4 separate regions of the Homo sapiens genome follow, and regions 1, 3 and 4 are each linked to region 2. A link is an interaction called in ENCODE POLR2A ChIA-PET data of the cell type or tissue named here. Cell type or tissue: HCT116. All regions are shown on one strand. Links, peaks and the distances in the headings refer to the core of each region. The heading gives the core; the rest is flanking DNA. Region 1 has its middle 100 kb from the start of ITPRID2. Region 2 has its middle 15 kb from the start of ITPRID2. Region 3 has its middle 100 kb from the start of NEUROD1. Region 4 has its middle 73 kb from the start of ITPRID2.

Region 1 (5,358 bases), core at 249-5,248, 86 kb before region 2:
ACCTTCCAAGAACAAGATTTTTTTTTTTTTTAAATCATAAGGCAGTCTAAACTAAGACTAGGGCAGAGAAGAATTCTCTAAATCTCCAGGGCTGAAGTCTGCTAATAGTCTCAATTATGGAATCAAGTAGAACTGAATATATCTGTCTGAAGCAGCAGCACTTGGGTTAAATTTTTATAATCCAGAGATTCCTGAAAATATGGGTTTCCATCTATATCTTCAAGATTTTAAAAGCTCACCAAAGTCAATTCTCCCAGAGCAAAATGAGGTATAAACTGCCCACTACCCCTCTCGGCTTGTCAGTTTTCAATCTTCAAAATTATTGGAATCAAATATCCACTATACATAATTAAATATGTGTACTACTAAAGACATTAGTATTTATTACTAACATGAATAATATCTGTCCTGTCTGTATCATGCACCACTGTGAGGCCTGAAAAAAAGGGGATGTAGTGCAAGAGTAACACAGTAGCACTAGTAATACCATCAAGCAGGGATAGCCCAAGCGCAGTACTGTTACACACATGGTTTTGAAAAGCAGGTTGCAAACCATAAAATGATCCAAAGGTTAGGTAATTCTGTCACCTTTCCCTTCCTTACTGAGGCTAGCTGTTCTGGTGAACATATTTGGATTCAATTCAATGTTTTATTGAGTGTCTTCTAAGTACAAGTTAGTATGATAGGTGGTGAAACTCAAACTATCCCCTTGGCTCAAAGCAACATTTTCAATGTTACTGCTCAGCCGCACTTATACACAGCCTGGAAAACCTGTAAGAGCTCTGCTGCTGCTGAAGACCAAGGATTTCTTTTGTTTTTCTCCATTTTCCTTAGTCATTTTACATGAACAGGGAGAAAGAATGTTAGGATCTTCCTTCATCTAACAAATGAATCATTTTGTTTTGTTAGCATGAATACTATCTGGAACATACAGCTATAATGGTAAAGACTGAATTCTAGAGTCAGCAGACCTGTTTTCAACTCTTAACAGTTGAGTTATTTAACATCATCAATTCAATTCAGACTTTGATCGTATGTCAAATTGGATTGAGGATAGGATCTATCTCATGGGAAGGCTGTGAAGATTAAGGGGGATAACAAATATGAAGTATGTAGCGCAGTAAGGACTCAAATATTAATCATTTTAAATTAGTAATTGTATTATTTCTAAACTGGGTGCTTGCTAAAGAAGATACACAGATTGTAAAATGAGATCTCCATTGTCAAGTATAGAATCCTTCTACATGGAATAAGCTGTACACCAATAATGTCATTTACCCTAAGAGACATATAGAAACTCTTTGTTATCCAGAATGCCATCTATGCAAAATATATTTAAGAGATGGGAAGTGAAAAATGAATCAATGCAGCTAAACTAGGTACCAGACAGTACATATATACCTTGTACAAGTGATGGGTCCAAAATAGTAGATGACTAATTGCCAACAGTAGATTTTTGTTGTAGTTACCTACAAGAGTAATCATGATTCTTCTCATGTGGCACTATTATTATTGATCTTTCACAGAAAGAGTCATGTTATCCATGCTCATGTGCAATGGACAAAGCTTTTCCAACTTCGTCCTGTTCTAGATGTTACATGCCAGAAGTTCACTCCTGCAATCAGCAAGTGGGACACAGGTAGAGAAAGACAGAGATTTCAAAGCCACACAGACAGAGCAGTCATTCCCAGACAGTCACTAACTCCACACCCACATTCAGTAGAGAGCACTGAAGGAAAGCCTTATCTGCACTTTCGAAGCTGATACGACAGATTTTAAGGTCTATCACTGAGCATCTGTGGACTCAGAGATAGAGAATGTCCTGAAAAATAGTAATAAGGTCCATGATAGAAGGAAATAACATGAGCTAAAATACACATAAAGGATTTAGAAGAGTTCTGCGAATGTGGAAAGTCCTTAAGAAAAGTGAGCTTTTATTATTATTTTTTGTAGGAAAAAAGCGACTTGGACCCACAAAACAGCAACAATGGAAACTGGACAGCTGAAAAATATGTAGAACCATTGGCAACTTAGAAATTTAGACCCCCAAATCACCAAAGAATATTTTATTTTTTCAACAGAACAAATTCCTTAGTAGATAGGGGCACTTGTAATACACTTGAAGACTTTCTTGTGGTTGATTTCATGTGTGGGTTAACTCTAAAGTAATCTGCATATACAGATTATTCCTTAGTTTTAAATTTGTCATCTTTATAAAGTTCCAACCTAAAACCCTTCCAGGTATTATTACACCCGAGAGTATACGGATCTACCTTAGCTGTTAAAGTCTGAGGGCCCACCCAGAGCGGGCAGATCAGATAAGCACGTCACCCCACAGGAAGCTGCTTTCAGTTGTTTGCTGGGGCATGCCTTGGTATCAGTCACAGATGTTACTCAAAGATGAGACCCCTTCAGCCCTTATTCAAAGCCCTTTTACTCTTCTTTGTTCCAATTCTGTAATAAACATTTATCGAATTTTAGATACTGACAAGGCCAGGAATATATGTCTGGCCAGCCACAGCCAGGTAAACATCATACGCAAACTAAAAGACAAATGCAGTCAGGGGAGCTGTGAACACGTTCAAGCCCCTGAACTATGACCTGTGCTTTGAGTTCTGTGTGAGACTGAAAAAGACAAACAGAAGAGTTGCCTGTTAGAGATAGTTTTGTTTTTCTGGTTTTAAAGATATAATCCTTAGATTTGTAAATCATTCTTGGTAAGGGGGAGACACTGCTTTCCAGTTGTCTACCATTTCACTTACCTGAACTTTTTGAATGCACAGTCCTATACATTCTTTGTCAGTACATTGATTTTAAAGTCGTTTTATAAAAGTTAATGACTCACGGGGCCATCTGTGCAACTTAAACACAATGGCAACCTATGCAGGTGGTTGCTGTGTGTCATATACTGTGCCTGCTGTGTATATTTCTTCTAATTAGTCATACATCCTGAATCAGTTAAGGATGACTGTGGTGAGAAATACAAATCATACCAGGACTGCTTTTAGCCTGACCTATGGTGAACTTGAATGAGTAAAGTACTCCCTGGAGAGAAAATTGCTCACTGTATAGGTAGGCGTACTCCTTTCTTTCAAGGCAACAGGATACATTTAACAACAAGGAAAAAGGAGTTTATCAAATATATCCTGAGTAAGACCCTTTGGTGGCGGGTTGTTTTTCAGGCTCAATTTCTTGGCTTCTCAGATCTATCCTTTAGAAAAAAAAAAAAAGAGTAGTCCAAAAGCTGAAATTCATCAAGAAACATATCCTGTTCATGAAGGAGTCCTAGTGGAGGATGGAAACAACTTTAATTTAGGTTCTAGTAAGCAGTCTGGGATGATTTTCAGATAAACCATGAAGCCATCAACTTGTATTTAATTTGCTGTCATAAAATTTAATTACTCTCAAGCAAAACAAGTTCTAATTAGATGTGATATGAAAAAATTAAAACACAGCATATTAACAAGTGAAACTGATCTCTAGATAATAAAAGTGAGAGAAAGTACATATTGAACTTAAGGAGTGGTCTGGAAAGAGTACCAACAACTAAACGAGGAAAATTTAGTGTGGTCGTGGTAGGAGGAAAGGTAGCCAAAGGAAAGAATCCTGTGTTAATGAGCCTCTGGTCAGTGACTGAGACTGTAGAAAAGAGTAAAAAATAAAATGAAAAAAGTCAAAGGAATTCTAGGTTGTCTGCACTCACCTCATTATACAACAGATGAAGAAACTGAGGCCTCTCATGGCAAAGTGACTTGTTCAAGGACACAAAGCAAGACAATGTTATTACTAAGGCATATGTGTGTCCTCTTCTTCATTGTTAGGTAATGTATGCTAAAGTATAGTGGGCACTGTCTTCATATTTGGATGTGAAGAGAGGCAGTTTCTAGTAGTATTTAAGATGATAGGTAGACTACCAATAAAATAATTTGCTAAATATACATGATACTCATTTAAAATAGATTCCTTCTACCAGTAATGTCACAACTGGTAGTGTATGGAGGGTTTTGTCCATGTAATCCAAATTTGTGGCAAATTTTAGAAATTTTTCTTGGGAAAGGATATTTAATAAGAAAGTGATACAAACTTGAAATATAGCTTTAACAATCAATAAATTATCTAAGTACTTTTAAATGGACTGGAAGACCGAAGAAGATGTACAGATGGCAAACAAGTGTATGAAAAGGTGATCAACATCATTTGTCACTGGGAAATTAAAAATTAAAACAACAATGAGATTATACTACACACCTATTAGAGTGGCTAAAATTCCAAAAACAGATAATATCAATTGCTGGTGAGGATGTGGAAAAAGGAACTCTCATTGATTGCTGGCAGAAATGCAAAATAGTCTAGCCATTTTGGAAAGCAGTTTGGCAGTTTGCAGGAAGCTAAACATAGTCCTAACATATGATCTAGCAATTGTTCTAGGTGTTTACCCAACTGAATTGAAAACTTATGTCTACCCCCAAATCGCCATGCAAATGTTTAGAGCAGCTTCATTCATAATTGTCCCAAACTGGAAGCAACCAAGATGTTCTTCACCAGGTGAATGAATGAAAAAAAAAAAAAAAAAACTATGGTACATCCATACAATGGAGTACTATTCAGTAATAAAAAGGAAATGAGCCATCAAGGAATGAAAAGACATGGATGAATTTTAAATGCATATTGCTATGTCAAAGAAGTCTGTCTGAAAGGCTATATGCAGTATGATTCCAATTATATGACATTCTGGAAAAGACAAAACTACAGAGATGGAAGCAATTAGTGATTGCCAGAGGTTTGGTGTGGGAGAAGGGGAGCACAGAACAAGTGCGGCTCAGGAGAAGTTTTAGAGCAATGAAGCTATTCTGTATGGTATAACTGTGGATAAGTGTCACTATGTATTTGTCAAAATCCATAGAAATGTACAATAGAGAGAGGAGAGCTTAATGTATACAAATTAAAGAAAAATCATTTATGAGGTTGGGAGAATCCCAAGATGAAATGTCCAACATGACAAAGATTGTAACTGTATTACAAATGTGTGAAACAACCTCACTGTAGGTTTTATAGGGGAAGGTTACTGACCTAAGTAACTGGAAATGAGTGAGGCCTGTATGACTAAAAAAGATGGCAAAAGAAATTATACATAAGCACTATATACTCATTAATGAAGTTGTTTCCCACAGGGATAAAAGTTTTAATACCATTATACACATATACTAAAATTGAACAATTAAATAAATGGATGATGAGTATTAGATGTCAGATATCTCACTTTTGGAAAGAGAGGTTACAGATAAACAAGGGGACGAGGCCAGAATAACCCACGTGGTAACGGATTAGTCAGAAGCATCAGTATGAATTCATGTTTAG
Region 2 (5,358 bases), core at 164-5,163:
ATTTGTGATAGACATCTGTATAAGCCTATAAGCTTAGACCATTTTCCCCACTGACCATGAGAAGTCACTTCGTGTAAAACTTCCTCTGTTCTAGAATCACTGTGGTTATACCAATGGTAGAATTTTAAGAGTATTCACAAACCTGGTTTGGGCTTCTGGTAAATCTCTGGACGCGAATAGAAAATGTCAACTTCTATTGCTTCCAGGGCCACACAGACTGTAAAATTATCTAAAAATTTTCCATTGTTTATCTTATTTTCTTTTGCCTGAGATTACTTTGTTCTTTTGGGATACTAAGAGGCAAAACTATAAACTTATATGGATAAAAGATTACATTCTAACTTTTACTCATAACTCAAGAAACACCAGGTAGAAGTTACTGAATTACTGCTTTTCATGATGGTGGTGTTATAAATATAGCCCTCTTAATTCTTAAAACAAGTGGCTACTGTCAAAAAAGCCTTTTATCATATCATTAATTTTAATATTGGATAATCTCTGTGGTAAGGCTTAATTGTTAAGTGCTTTGACAATTAAGAAAGTATCTGCCCCACCTTTACATCTTTTATATCATATCCTCATTTGTCCTATAGTAACAATAATATTTTCTGAACTACAATAGATCTTAGAAATCATCAAATCCAGCCAAACCATACAGATGAATACATCAACATGTTATGTATTTTGCAAAAATAATCTTTATGAAGTGCTACACAAAGACATAAAATTATGAATTCTTAAAACATAGATGCATTTTATATTGAAGAACCTACACAGAGATTTTTTGAAAATACAAACTATAATTTCTAAGTTGACACTTAGGGACGAACAATATGTTATCATCCTGCTCAATGACAGAGATGATAAAACTCTGTCAGTTAGTACACTTTGGGCTATAAGTAACAGAAAATGCAGAGAGAACTTGCTTAACAGCAAGGAAAATTTGCCCAATATTAATTAAAATGTTTGGAATTAGGACAGTTCCAGATTTGGCTCATACAGCAGCTCAATTACTTCTTCATTGAGCCAGAGTCTTTCTTTCTCTTTTTTCATCCGCACCAACTGGAATTGCCGGATTAAATACATACATCACTGAAATCTGAATTTTGGAAAAACAATGCATAATTTTAAGGTGCATCCCATGCAATACTATTTGTTATCTAAAACTGGTATTTAACTGGATGCCCTGCATTTCTGTTTTCCAAATGTGGGAACCTTGTCAGCATATTGGTTTATCTTCTTAGGCCAGCCTCTCTCATGGCCACGAGATGGCTGCCATAGCTCTTAGTGTTATGTGAAGATGCCAATATCCACTGGCATAAAAGTGATTCTTTTGGTAAAGAAGAAGGTGGAGGAATGGTGGTTTGATAGCTAACCAACAATATAAATCACCAAGGCAAATCTGATTTTTTGTTGATTAAAACATAGTTTCTGCCAATATTAAGTACTTAGTTCTGTAACAGGATATAATTTACCCTGCCTTCTGATTTAAGGACAGAAAGTTATCGACTGTAGTATTTATGTAGAAGTTTCTGGCCCTTATTTTTCTTCTGTGAAAATGTATATTTTGTTTTGAGACTCTTTGTTAGATCTGGGAAATCCCCTATCACTGAATCTGAAATAATTTTCATTGAGACTGAAATGAGGGAAGGAGACGGCTCATTTGCAGTTTCCCCTTTTCCACAATATTCCCGGGGCACATAGTAAGCAGTTCTCCATGTTCATCATTCTTTTCTCCTCCCTTATATGTTAGTTGTTCACATTACCCCTAGCCAAATTCCATCTTAATTTTCCATGTTCCCTTCCTCCTTCCACTAATCCTCCTTTTAAAATGTGTCTTTATCTTCAGGCCCCTATTTATACTTAAGTGATAATGATTTTAAATGGGCTGAACTAATCTGTGTTAATATTACTATATTAATATTACTGTGTTAATATTTACTTTGTTAATGTGTTGGACCTCTGGGGTAATTTAAGCCTTTTATCATTTCAAAAGTTCAACCCCGTTAAAAAGCTCTTCAGGAATGCTGCCAGTTTGGGCACCTTAGTGGCACAGCACTTTTGGCTTCCCCATCAAGCTCAGAGAGGTAGGTGACTAAAAGAAAGAGAGGCCTGTATGACTGCTCTCTGCAGTCTGTTCATCATGGCTGTCTGGTCTCTGTACTTACTTTATCTTAGATTATTCTCTCATCAGACTCACACTGCAATCCACTGGTCTCTGAAGTCCTTTTCTCCACCCCTTCCTGTCTCATCCTGAGTGATTCATCTGTGACTTCAGTATTTATAGGGATGCCCCACCCAGCACCCTAGACTCATAATTTCTTGACCTCCTCTTCTACAGAGGCTTTTAATGCCTTTGGACGTCAGTGTTCTCCCAGTGCCACACCCCAGTGCTACCTAGTCATCCAGTAATTCTTCACCTCCTACAATTACACTTCAAAATCCTGTGTTGCAATCTAAGCTCCTGCCCCTTTCAACGATCTTACTGCCCCTTACTTCTATCAGGCTAGCCCACTGACCTCATAAGGAATTTAAAACCTTAGGAAAATAGCAAAGAACCAAGTATTTGAGCGCCTCTACAAACCCACTTGCTTCACTCCTGCCTTCTCTCTTCCAAGCAGTCTGCACTCTGTGGATTATCTCAACAACTAAGCCCTCATTTTCCTCCATATCTCGAACTTCTATCACATTCAACCTCTGAACTCCTATCCTGGATGAATCTTAAAACATTGGTCTTTTGAAATTCAACACCTATGTACCTAAATCTGCTTAATAAACTCATATCATTGACATGTGGGCCTTTTAGAATGTTGAACAATTAGGAGGCAGCATTGCAAAGTGGTTCAGAGCATGAAGCTCAGTTCCTGGCTCCTCCACTAGCTGAGTGCCTTTGGGAAAATAGCATGACCACTTTGTGCCTGATTTTCTTCTTCTGCAAAAAGAATAATTGAACATATCTCACAGGTATGTTACTGTGAGCAAACGAGTTAATCTTTACAAGGTGCTTAACTGTTGAATAAATGAATATTTTACTGCTTCCTTGTAGTTTTATTTCCATTTTGAATAATAGCTATTCAAAATCTTTACCCTTTTAAGTTATCCAAACAGCTCAGGCTCCATCACTTCAGCAGATTATCTGGCCTAGTTCTTAGAATACATATAGGACATTAGGTGTGAATGCATTTAAATTATCTCCCCCTGAAAATTTAAGCACATTGGTGCATTTATATCTCCTTTCCATCTAAAAAAAGACCTTCTAAAGTTAATTTTTTTCTTCTTCTCCTCAAGATCTTATCTTTTCAAATATCTAACCTGTCTTTATTTGTTCCTGTCTTTAGCTAATAAACATATGTTATTCCCATGTATCCCTGACAAAAAATAATAAAAAATCCTTTTTCAATCATACATTTCTTTTAGCTATTTTCCTATTTCCATCCTTCCTTTTATTGTGCATATGTGTTTGTGTATGTATGTGTATATATGTGTTTGTGTATGTATGTGTGTATGTGTATATATGTGTATGTGTGTATATATGTATATATGTGTATATATGTATGTATATGTGTGTATATATGCATATATGTATATATGTGTATATATGTGTATGTGTATATATGTATATATGTGTATATATGTGTATGTGTATATATGTATGTGTATATATGATATATATGTGTGTATGTGTATATATGTATATGTATATATGTGTGTATATGTATATATGTGTGTGTATGTGTATATATGTTTGTGTATGTATGTGTGTATACACGTACGCACATATATATTATACATATGCCTGTCTACATTTGCTGTTTCTATCTTACCTCCCTCATTACTGCATTAATGAGAAATTATAAGTAAGAATGTCTAACACTACAATTAACTGGTAATTAACTCAGAAGGGTCAAAACTTCAGAATTTTGCTTTTTCTCAGGCTTAGCCAAGTATAGACATCTGTGATTTTGAATAGCCATATATTTGTATAATGGCTTTCCGGCTCTTTTGTTCTGTTAGCCAATTCATTGTTTTATTTTGAATACCCCTGCTATTTCCTATTTCTCTCTCTTAAAAGGAACCAGCCCACAGATTCCCACTCTAATCAAGGTGTCCTTCTTCATGATTTCACCACATTTATTGCCAAAGTCAGCAATAAACATCTATATTGCCAAATCCAGAGGTTAATTCTCAGTGTTCATTTTAACTTCTCAGGAAGATGGTGGTGTTGATCATTTCCTTCTCTTTAAAACCCTTTTTTACAGTCATCTTCTGGACAACACTTTCTCTTCGTTCTCTTCCTACCTCACTAGTTGATTTTTCTCAGCCTCCTTTGCTGGGATCTTCTCATTTATCTGCCTCTAAATTGTGGAATACCCAAGACACTATCCTTGGACATCTCCTCTTTTCATTCTTCACCAACCCCTCCCTGGTGGCCCCAACTAGTTTTCAGCTTTAGATACCATCTATATGCTTATGACTCCTTAATTTATATTCCAGTCCAAAATTTTCCTCGCAACTCTGTATCTGTATCCTTCTGCCCATTCAGTATCACTACTTGAATGCCTAACAGGCTTTTCAAACTTAACATAGTCAACAAACTTTTGTTTCCCTGAAAACTGCTCCACTGGAAGTCTTAACCATCTCAGTCTTCTTACTCCAGTCTTCTAGTTGCACATCTCAAAAAAAAATTCTTTCTGTATTCCTTTCTTTCTTTGACATACCACCTCACATGAATAAACAAATCCTATTGACTTTATCTTCATAATCCTCATCAGTTATCATTTCCATAGCTCCCACTCTGGTACAATCCTAGATTATTTCATAATCCTCTTGTTTTTTTTCTCTACCTCTATCTCAACCCCATTAGTTTATTTTACACATAGTATTTAGTCTTTTAAAACATAAGTCAGCCCATGGCATCCCTTTGCTAAGCATCGCAAATGATCTCTGTTCTTTCAAGTGGTTCTCCTCTGCCTCGCTTACTTCCTACCACTCTCTCCTCACCCAGAAGAGTGTATGAACTTAAGAGAGAGCTCTTCTCAGAACAATAAAGCTGGTAGAAGAATAAAAGCCAATGAAGGAGACTCAGAAGTAGGAGAATCCTAAAATGTAAGGTCAAGAAAGAAATTAGATGAGGAGTCAATCCTACCAAAAGCTATGAGAATACTATAAAATGAGAGCTGAAAAGTATCCACTGGATTTGGTGTTTTAGAGGTCATTGATGATTATTGCCTCAGTAGGTTTGGAATAGCTTACTTGGAAAATAGGAATAGGGCTGACCAAGAACATATAAAAACATGGCTGTCTGGTATTAATGGTTCAAAACACACACACACACACACACACACACACACACACACA
Region 3 (5,358 bases), core at 268-5,267, 92 kb before region 2:
AGACTTTCAACTGGAAAGTGCTACTCTAAAGTCCTTCTGTATACTGAACAGTAAATTATTAAGTTTGGAGCAAAGGAAAAAAATACAATTTGAGATAACAAACACTGTGGAAACTGTGAAATAAATGAGTTTTGTCATTTTCCCCCCAGAATATTTTCTTGCTTTGGCCACTGGAAATGAGGATGTTTCTATCTATATTTTTTCACTTATGAAATTTTTCCTTTCTACTCCCACTGTAGTAAGTTGAATAGTGCCCTTCCCAAAATTTATGTCACTTGGAACTTTAAAATATGACCTTATTTAGAAAGAGACTTTGCAGAGGTAACTAGTTAAAGATGTCAAGATAGAATCATCCTAGGTTTAGGGTGGGCCCTAAGTCCAATGACTGGTGTCCTTATAAGAAGAGTAAAGGAAACAGAGACACAGGGAGGAATGCTGTGTGAAGATTGAGGCAGAGATTAGAGTTATACAGCTGCAAGCCTAGGAAGGCCTGGGGCCACCTCCTGTGCTGGAAAGGTCAAGGAACCTTTCTTCCCTACAGACTTCAAAGGGAACTCACCCTGCTGACACCTTGGTTTCAGTATTCTGGCCTCCAGAACTATGAGAGAATAAATTTCTGTTGTTTTAAGACAAGAAGTCTGTGATAATTTGTTATGGCAGCCCTGGGAAACTAATACACCCACTAAATAAATGTTGAACAAATGGTTTGCTATTGTCTGGGTTTTGGTCCAACCCTGTTCTCTGGTTTCTGGCAAGTGCAATAGGGAATAAGTCGTGCACTTTTCATTAGGAAACACTAGCAGAAAGGAGGTTTGGATGCAAAACGGATTTCAGAATTAGACATATTGAGTTTCAGTTGTCTGTGCCATATGTAAGTGGAGATGTTGAAGTGTCAATCAGATGTATCATTATGGATTTCAGAGTCCAGGTTTGGGCTGGGTATATATGTTGAAATTTATCTGCATACAAATGGTACATGAAACACAGAAGTGGTTAAGAGTGCCTAGGAAGTGAGTGAGAAAAGATGAGCACTTCAAACAGTTCCCCAAGGTGTCCCATCATTCAAAATGGACTAGAGGAGAAAGAGATACTAAAGGAGACTGGGAGGGAAAAATAGAGAAGACAGAGAAAAGCCAGGAAAGGAAGTGGCATATCAGCCAGAGAAGGGGGCTATTTCAAGAAGAAGAGAACATTCCCCATTTTGAATGCTGAGAAGATGTCAGATAAGATCCAGATTGAAACTGGCCATTGGTGTTAGCAACACAAAGGTCACTGGTGACTTAAACAAGAGTAGTTTAGGCAGAGTGGTATTCAGATTGAAGTAGGTTAAGAAGTATATACATATTTGAAATATTTTAATACATTTTGTAAAAGGAAGAAAGAAATTCAAGATAGCAAGCCTTGCAAAGTTTGGCTGTGAAGGAGAGCAGGACAGGAGGGTTGTGTGTGTGTTAAGATGAAAAAGACTTAGGCAAGTTTAAATGCTGTTGAAAGGGAATGTTAAGGGGGAGAGTTAATGAGAGGAAATGAGTTTGAGGATACAGTGAGGGGGAGAGTAGAGATAATAGTGCAAAGTCTATATAGAAGGTGATCACAGATGGGATTCACAAGACACATGGAGGAATTTGGGCTTAGATAGGAGGGGGAATCCTTTCCTCCCCTGTAACAGCAGGGAAGTTAAAGAGAGGTGAGAGTAGCTGTGGACAAGCAGGTCACAGACTTTTTTTGATGGGAGGCCAAGGCTATGTTATCATCTAACGTGTATATTTTCCCAGAATATTAAAAGGCTATACATTTACTTTCTTCTAGTTCATATTGTACACTATGCTGAGATTCCCTTCTCTGCCTATAATTAATTCAAATCAGTGATATGTTAGGGTAGTGACTTCTCTAAAACTTCAGGCCATATAACTAGGTATATTGTGTCAGGGCGCTATGCTATTCTTATAAAATAAAGAGTTCTACAATTACATTTGGTCATTAATATCACCAGAAAATCTCACACATATCCATAGAATGAAATGTTTTGCTACCTTCCCAAGAGAGAATAATTGTGTTTTCAAAAAGGAAAAAAATATGGTATATTCATGAAAAGAATTGTTTTGAGGATTTGTTGACTTAACCAAATTTTTAAAAATGTAAGCAGTCTTATAATAGCATAATTGTTTTATGATTATTCCCAAAGTAAACTGAGTAAATATTGGAATGTGGGGCTGTTCATACATTTACACACAGTGTAAAGCAAGTATAATGATAGATACAGAGATAAGTGATTAGGTAGGTGGGTAGGTAGTGAAACTCCTTAACATCTATCCTACTGCTCCTGTTACCAGGCACATGATTAAGCTATAGCAGCTGGCTGTTGATTTAACCTTTGAGTTTTCTGGCTCCCGGCATGTAAGAATCCTAACATTATGCCTGAGCAACACTGAATAATAAGCCAGATACTGCTTTGAAAATGTGTGTGGTCCCACACATATAATTTTTTTTGATGAGCTGTTTTTCTTTTAACCTTAATCCTTTTAGTTTGTTATGAAATTCCTTATGGCATAATCACCCCCAGGAATGGCAAGGATAGAGCCTTTTCCCTCGCAACCCTCCCACCCCACCCATTTTCTTTGACGTGACAATTATTGTCTGATAATGATGTGGTAGAAACAGCAGCATGCTTGAGAATCAAGATTTAACTACGAATGAATGTCAATTCACTACTTTAACCTAGTACTTTCATTTTGATCCTGTACATGTTAGCCTTCTGATCTATGGTTCATAAGCTGTTCTATTTGAGTGTATTACTGGGAGGCAGGTGTTCTATTTGAGTGTATTACCGGCAATTACTTCCCATCATTGAAGTTAAGTAAATTTTGCCACACTTTATCTTTTGTTTTATAAATCACAGCAGGTACCATAATTCATTTCAGTAATTTATTCATAGGACAATTATATAGTTATTAATGGAATAGTAATGGAGTAAAGGTTTTCTTTTAAAACCCAAGTACTGTACCTTTAAAAATATCCTAGACTTTATCAGTCTTCTGATAACAAAATACTAATAACTTTTCATTTACATTTTAAAAGGAAACACTATATCTGTATATACTTTTTCAGTTTCTAAATTTTAGTTGTGGACTTGTAATTCCAAGTTATAAAACTGTCATTTAGAGAATATTGGGTTTTATTATTGAAATGGGAAGGTTAAAAAATGGTGATACAGAGAACATTATACATTTAAATTTTCAGGATTGGCAAATTGGGTTCATATAGGCCCCTAAAAATGTTTGTGGAAACCAACAAACAAACTGGAATAAGAGTTCAGAGAACAAGGGTCTAAGGTTATATACAACTGACTGCAAGATCTTCAGCAAATCATTCAATGTCTCTAAGCTCCTCTTTCCTGGATCATAAAAGAAGTGTATCAGACTAGACATTCGTTCTAATACTCTTTTTAGCTCTAACATTTTCAGGACAACCACACTTTATGGGTCAGAGAGTAATAACTATAAATAATGATTTATTTCTTCCAGAAAAAACATGCTCAATAAATTACTGTATTACAAAACACAGGAGGAGCCTAGCCTAATAAAAAGGACATGGAATGAGTCAGACTGAGGCTGAAATCCTAGCTTCACCATTACTGGCCTTAAGCAGTTCTGCCAGTTTCCTCACCCCTCCAGGTAGAATGCTATCTCTGCTTTATTGTTTTTATCATGGAGGATTGCTATGAAGATAAAGGTGTCAAGCACAATTTAGGTGCTCAATAGGTTATGTATGTTCTTGACTCCTTTTAAAATTTCATTGAAAATGCAAAGTATATGTGTAGTAGATGTCTAGGGGTATAAGATTAGTCACACAGTATAAGAAAGAAGCATTAAAAATGGCCAGAAAAATTCCCAAGTCACGAGATTGAGGCAAGGAGTTTCTAAATAAGGTCAGTAACTGCATACTGGGGAAGTGGGATAATGATGTTAACTCAAAGTAGAACTCCATTATAGTTAGCATTAAGAAATACACCAATGTAGGAAATAAGGCAAAGGGAATAGAAAGACTATTAAAAAATAAAAAATAAAAAAAACCATCCTCAACAAGCAGGAAGTCAATTAACTCAACAGCAAAAATCAGCCAGGTAGGAAGGTTTGTGAAGGGAAATCAGTGGAATGAGAATTTTTTCGTGTGTCCAGGCATGAGCAAGGTGCTGGGCTGAATTCTCATTAACAGACCTGACCTAAACTTTCTTGACCTCCTCTGGCTGCTTTTCTCAGTACATTTTTGACACAGAAGTGCACTGGACTAGAAATCGGAATGCTCACTCTGCTGTGCTGTGGAAATGTGATTGTAAATGAGTCTCATTACCTTGAAGCCTGTTTTCTCCTACCTAGAGAATGCATTGTAAGGAAAGAATGATGCAATATAAGCTGCTCCTAGGTCATCCATATTCCAAAGGTGCAACCCTTAATTTTCAAATCATAATTTTGGAGTGAACCTTCCAATGGTCTATTTGCTTGAAATAAGCTCCTCTCAAAGTTTTACCCCAGCTATTTCTGAGAGTTCCTCAGGGATCTCGTGATCTCTGATAGAATCCTTACAGTTTCTTCTGATCTCTTTCTTCCATTTCCCTGTTGATTCTGTTGTTGCTCACACTTTTGAGGTAATCATTTGGGAAAACGGTACCCTACAGGCATTCCTGCTCTCAGAACTGGGCAAAGGTGCTTGCTTCAACCTTCCTCCAGCCATGCTGCTCTCCATGGGGTGTGAAATCCATTGGGTTTACTTCCCCTTTTCTAGACCATGCTCTAGGTACCAAGGACTCAAGACTCTTCTGCTTAGAAGGACTTCTAAGGCCCTTCATTCTGAGGCTAACACATGCCAGTGTGCAACTCTGGGGGCTCAAAGTGCAGCAAAAGGTGACTGTTTTCTGTGGGAGTGTGTGTGGAGCTTGGAAGCATGACCTGGGATATCCACACATGGTGAGCAAGGCCCTTCCTCATATGAGACAGAGAGAGTGAGCATGGAAAAAGAAGGCTGTGGGTGTCGGCAGGAGAGAGAGGAGGGGGTGGAGAATTCTAAATTTCAACTGTCCTTCAAGTCATTATGAAGAGAGATTTGTCAAGGTAGAGGATGAGACATATTCCAGGAAATTAGGTAGCTTGATTTATAACATTTAAATATTTGGACATAGGTATGCAAGTCTCCTCTGTGCTCCTGCCCAGGCCTGTGGATGCTGGGGTAGACCTGTCTGAGGTGAAGTGATCACCACTGATACCTCTTCAGCACTAGGGAGGGCTCTAATTCCTCTTAGCGCAGGTGACACCAGTCTGTGAGTTTAACAAGATCTCCTTGAAGGCCTGGAAATAATATAAG
Region 4 (5,358 bases), core at 280-5,279, 58 kb before region 2:
AACTCATACTTTTGAAAAATCAGCATGACCTTTTTCATTCTTGATCAACACTTAACATAAGAGCCTCCCTGAAGCAAAAGGAAGTAACTAGAAGAGACAATATGCTGAATGATCAGGATGTGGGGCCTAAATCTTGGCTTATACCCAGCTGGTGTACTTGACCACCAACTTTATGTAAGTTTAGGGATTTCAAAATCCCCCATGTCTCCAGATCTTTTGAACACTGATTTGCCATGATCTTTGGTCATTATCAGTTTAGACAGATAGGGGCCTTGTCTTTAGCTGGCCACTGTTAAAACACCATAGTCAAGGATGATGATTATTAGAATAACTACTTATCAACTAAAGCTCCAAGAACATGAGCATTTTACTGTGCAGGGAGAAAACAGGGAGTAAGAAAAGAGTGTCCAGAGTGAGATCTGTATCTGGGCAGAACACAGGAGGACATGATACTAGAGAGGTCTAGAATTTGGCAATGTATGGGAACTTGGAAGGCTTTATTTATTTCCTTATGTGTCCATCAATGGGGAAACTACACGAAGGATGAAAATGATAAGAGGTAGACTCTGCTTTTAAAGTACTTCTAGTCTAGCTGGGGAAATTAATCCCACACAACCTAGGTAGAACACTGTATGTAATTGTGTTTGTGGTATAGACATAACTATACATATTAACAAGGCTATTGACTTTATACAGGACTATTAAGACTTCAAAGAAGGGAGACATTCTTAACTCGGGATTATTGACAGCTTTCTCTGGAAATGGCAATGAAAAATTAGAGGAGAAAGGAGAGTGGTCAAAGAAAGGAACAGCAATGTACGCTCTGCCAATACAGGGGTTGTGTGGGAGCAGTTACCAAAAGATGAGGCAAAACAGTTTCCAGTACAATTTGGCTTTGAGCTGGGGACACCTTAGAAGGGAGACCTGGAGTTTGTGTGTGGCCATGACTCATACAAAACTCTGTCATTCAATTCCTATATTTGTAAAAACAAATTAAATGGAATTTGCTTGTTACTCTCCTAATTTGTGATGTGTTTGGCTCCATTAGGTTATAGCAGGCATTACCTGAAAGCATCTATTATATGGCAATTTTGGCATGGTATTAAGGACTGAATTAATAGAACCCTATAAGCCCTATTTTTGCCCTGTAGATGATTATAATATTGTAACCAGATATACTAAGGAAACACTGATAATGGGAATATCATTAGCACATTCTTTGTAAGATGACTGGAAATGAGTGGCCTGTGCTGTAATACTCTGCTTTCAGTTACTCTGTCCTTGTTCCTCAGCCTTCTCTTCTCTAAGTTCTAATTTCTTCTCAAACTTGCTAGGTAAATCTTGGCAGAAAGTTTAGCAAGCTATATCTAGGAGATAGTAAAAGAATCACATTTCAGGATGTGGGAAATCCTGCATTTGGCCTTTCTGGATCTTGAAGAGATACTGCTTTAAGGATTGAAGGCCAGCTCTCCTCTTGGAAAAATTTTGCAGATAATTGCCAATGATATGTACATTACAACAGGATCAGAGTTTTCAAAGTGAATCCAATTGGTGAGAAGGAATATTTCAACAGAATAAGAACTAAAGAATTTAGTGAATTTAGACCCACTCCTAATACTTCAAATAGCAGCTTTATTTTTCCCTCAGAGAAGTCATTGCCAAAATGGACATACAGAAAAACCAGCGGTTAATTAAAAAAACCCATTAGCTTGAATCATGAAGAAATAATGATAAGAACCAGGGCTGGTTCCTCTCAATTTTGACCTTTTGTTTTACTGTTCAATGTAGAATTTTTGATAATGTTTGGATTCAGTACAGTGAAGATTTATCTTGTGTAGTGAACTCTATAAAGAACAGACTTGACTTGGAAATAACTTACTGGCTTAAAAAGAGTCACTTAACAATTTCTTTGGCAGTAAATAAGGCATAATGCTATTGCTTATGGTTTTTGTTAGCTGGGTTTTTTTCCTGGTGAAAAGAGATGTTGAATAAGAATTTCTTTCTTACAAAAGCTTTGGTATTATTAACATAATTGACTAGGATTTGAAATTCTATGAAAACAAATGCCCTTTCACCAGTTCTTGTTTTGAATATGTGTATTCATTTAGTGCTTACTTGAGGATTTAGGATCTTGTTCACTATTGTTCTTTAGGATAACTTTGAAGAAAATATTGTTGTATGAAACCATGGATGGTATTAACAAAGCTAATATCCCGGATGTTTTATGAATACTTTTATGGATCCTGATATTTTATGAATACACAAGCTTCATTGAAAATATTTTTTCCATTTTATTTTCTTAAGTAGAATTTTCTATATTGAAAAGTATAAGACTAAAAAGATCAGAGTGCCATAACAAGGGAGAAGGATGACCATATAAAGTGTGGGAAGAGGTTCAGTAGGTATTTTCTCTAGACATTAAGGAGATAATGTGCTAGACAGTTCCTGGAACATAGTCAGAGCTTTGATGTATTGTTTTTGGTTGATTGATATACTAAGGAAATGGTTGCCCTTCACTGTCAGAAGTGAACATAGGATGTGAAAAGTAAATAAAGCCTGAAAGGGCAGCTTATACTGTATCATTTTAAATTCTTTCTGTCTCTGGGCACCACACTTCCCCACAGCTTGTTTTATAAAGGCCTATAGTATGGCAAAGATTCAGGAGGAATGAATAATAGGGCCTCTGAGCAGGGGAAAAGAGAAAAGAAAGATCTGAAATGAAGGTGGGGCTCTGAGTTAGAAGCAAAAGTATACTTTCGAGGAAGGTGGTATAATCTCTGATTTAAGAAATCTGTAGTACTAAAGGGGGAAAAATATATCAGAGAAGTAGAACTGGAAAATGGGGCTTTGGATCCAAATTGTACACATCATTGGCTTCTCCAGTATCAGCTATGTGTTCCCAGCTCATGGCAGGGAAGAGCCCTGAGGGATTCTCGTCATTACTTCCTCACCTTGGGGTAGCTTGAACTCTGAGGAGGTAAAGCAGGGACTGTTTCCTGATACTGTATATCCCTAAACTCTTTGATCGCTTTTTTTTTTCAGTCCCCTGATGGGGTAATTAGTAATAGTAATTCCTAGCTACCCCAGAACTAGGAACAAAGCCTAATTCCTTTTGGAAAAAAAGATTCTAATGCCAGCCTCATAATTAATGGAATATCTAAAATGTGGGCTAATGGCCTCTGTGTGTTTCAATTTCCTCTTTTAATAAACAATCTCTACTGATATCCTGTGTTAAGATTAAAGATATACAACACTTTTAGAGGAATAAGGCATAAGATTTGTATCTGAGTTAGTAGTACACTTTATTTTGTGCTTAGCATGGGAAGAGCCTCAGACAAGGTACCTGTGTGGAATTCTGATGCATCTGCCGTTAGAAATCTTTAGGATTTGTTCTTGTATTTGTTTGTGGGAGGGTGTTGAGGAGGGGCAGATAGTGCAGGAAATAGAAAAGGGACCAAATAAAGTGAAATGGCTATGAAGAAGACCAAAGGGTACCCTTCTTATGTGATTCACTTAAACTTCACCTAGGAATGTGCTTTTGTTTTCTACATTGAAATAAAACAGATGTTTAAAGGGATTCTTTCTTATAGCATGGTTATTTATGTCAGTGTTACTTCTTTTATTTACCTACAAACTCCTTGAGGACAGAAGCCATGTCTCATATTTTCTACTCTTACAAGATATATCATAGAGACATTCACTCATAAAGAGTCCATAAACATCTAGTGTGTGAATATGATCTGCTTATTTTGCCAGTTGCTATATGGAAATAAATCTCTAGTCACATGCTATGTAATGATAGTGGTGGGCACAGATAATAAAAAGGGACTGGATAAATGGGTCAGCAGACTGTGGTTTCCATTTCCAAAAAGTGCTTTAAATGGTCAAGGAAAATTTATTTATTTATTTACTGAGACGGAGTCTCACTCTGTCACCCAGCCTGGGGTATAGTGTTGCCACCTCAGCTCACTGCAACATTTGTCTCCAGGGTTCATGGGATTCTCCTGCCTTAGGCTCCCAAATAGCTGGGATTACAGATGTGTACAACCACGCCTAGCTAATTTTTGTATTTTTATTGGAGACGGGTTTTCACCATGTTGGCCAGGCTGGTCTCGAACTCCTGACCTCAGGTGATCCACCCACCTCGGCCTCCCAAAGTGCTGGAATTACAGGCATGAGCGACCGTGCCCTGCTGGTAAGGGAAAAATTTTAAGAACTGCTAAAGATTCATCATTTATATATGGTCATCATTCAAATTTCTGTGCTTTTTTGCTTGTTTTTAATTAGGGCCCGCTATCATTCCCAAAATATATGTTCCTCAACAACTGACTCTATCTTTCATCATCTTTAGGACAAAGAATACCAGCTCTCTTTAAAGTAGTGCTTTGAAATATAGTTTGGGAGGTAAATATAGATGTAAAATTGTATCTCCTAGCTCAAAGAGAACTGTTGAAAGAAAGGTAGCTGCTTTGTTTTTCTAGAATGTCAGTGTCACTATTTTTACAGCTCCTTTTGAGAAACACTAATTTGTGAAAGGAAAGCATCTCAGAAGTTAAAGTTGATGGTTTAAATTCTTATGCCTGTTGTGTTCTGAGGAACATAATTAATGGGAAGATAACAAGAGGCTGAATACAGCCTTGTTAAACTTATTCACAGAGCCAGTGAAATGATTCTGAATTGAACTTTCAAAGTCTGAAAGAAGAAAGTGTAGTATGCTTTAGACAGAAAGCCACAGGGTGATTGGGAAAATGCGAGATATGAGCAGGTGTTATGGTAGCATTCTAGTGAAGTTTCCAAACTGTCAGAATAAGCAAGGTCCCTTCCCACACTGATAAACACATACTTGTAGATGGCATTCCACTCTTTGAGGCAGACTTAAATAGTATGTTCGTTTATTAGTGTCTGGAAAGGGATGCCAGTGAAAAACTTGCAAATTTGGTCCATTTCAAGAAATCAAACCTAAACTTGTTGCTGTCAATCATTTTTTGATAGATTTAATAAGGAAACCACTTTGTGGGCAGACTTAAGACATGGAAACTGTCATTTGCACTATGGAGAAGTTTCAAGAAAAAAAAGCAGCTATGGTTAAAAATCAAGAAAGAACTGCCAACTTCAGGACCTAGATTTCTTTATACCTGTATAACTTACTTTTGAGTTTTTTGAGGGGAGGCGGAATTTGGGATTTTATCTTTCTCTTGTTATCATTGGTCCTTCCATGTCACCCCATTGCTGCTAGGAAAATTACATGGTCAGGCTGAGTGTAGTGGCTTACCCCTGTAATCCCAGCACTTCGGAAGGCTGAAAAGTGGGAGGATTGCTTGAGCCCTTGAGTTTGAGACCAGCCTGGGCAACATAAGG

Evidence for each region. ChIA-PET counts read pairs that join two places held together with the same protein. Peaks named below come from ENCODE experiments on the same cell type or tissue, not always from the same donor. Only the 100,000 strongest peaks of a DNase experiment are listed, where the experiment ranks them.
Region 1: POLR2A ChIA-PET joins it to region 2 with 13 read pairs; 5 of 35 experiments call an interaction of 5 or more read pairs at or near these places.
Region 3: POLR2A ChIA-PET joins it to region 2 with 14 read pairs; 5 of 35 experiments call an interaction of 5 or more read pairs at or near these places.
Region 4: POLR2A ChIA-PET joins it to region 2 with 10 read pairs; 4 of 35 experiments call an interaction of 5 or more read pairs at or near these places.

What each region holds. Positions count from the first base shown.
Region 1 is chr2:181,788,520-181,793,877 of GRCh38, forward strand. No RefSeq gene overlaps it. Among named protein-coding and RNA genes, the nearest start is that of ITPRID2, 100 kb to the right of the region's middle. RefSeq lists an enhancer at 2,204-3,403. In HCT116, for the core only: no CTCF peak of the experiment used is centred there; DNase peaks (open chromatin) are centred at 2,352, 2,572 and 2,982; H3K4me3 peaks cover 1,043 bases; H3K27ac peaks cover 5,000 bases.
Region 2 is chr2:181,874,524-181,879,881 of GRCh38, forward strand. No RefSeq gene overlaps it. Among named protein-coding and RNA genes, the nearest start is that of ITPRID2, 15 kb to the right of the region's middle. RefSeq lists enhancers at 1,380-2,579, 2,013-2,599. In HCT116, for the core only: a CTCF peak has its summit at 2,921; DNase peaks (open chromatin) are centred at 2,328 and 2,817; H3K4me3 peaks cover 1,265 bases; H3K27ac peaks cover 3,438 bases.
Region 3 is chr2:181,782,306-181,787,663 of GRCh38, forward strand. No RefSeq gene overlaps it. Among named protein-coding and RNA genes, the nearest start is that of NEUROD1, 100 kb to the left of the region's middle. In HCT116, for the core only: no CTCF peak of the experiment used is centred there; DNase peaks (open chromatin) are centred at 490, 2,466 and 3,606; H3K4me3 peaks cover 604 bases; H3K27ac peaks cover 5,000 bases.
Region 4 is chr2:181,816,473-181,821,830 of GRCh38, forward strand. No RefSeq gene overlaps it. Among named protein-coding and RNA genes, the nearest start is that of ITPRID2, 73 kb to the right of the region's middle. In HCT116, for the core only: no CTCF peak of the experiment used is centred there; no DNase peak of the experiment used is centred there; H3K27ac peaks cover 3,634 bases.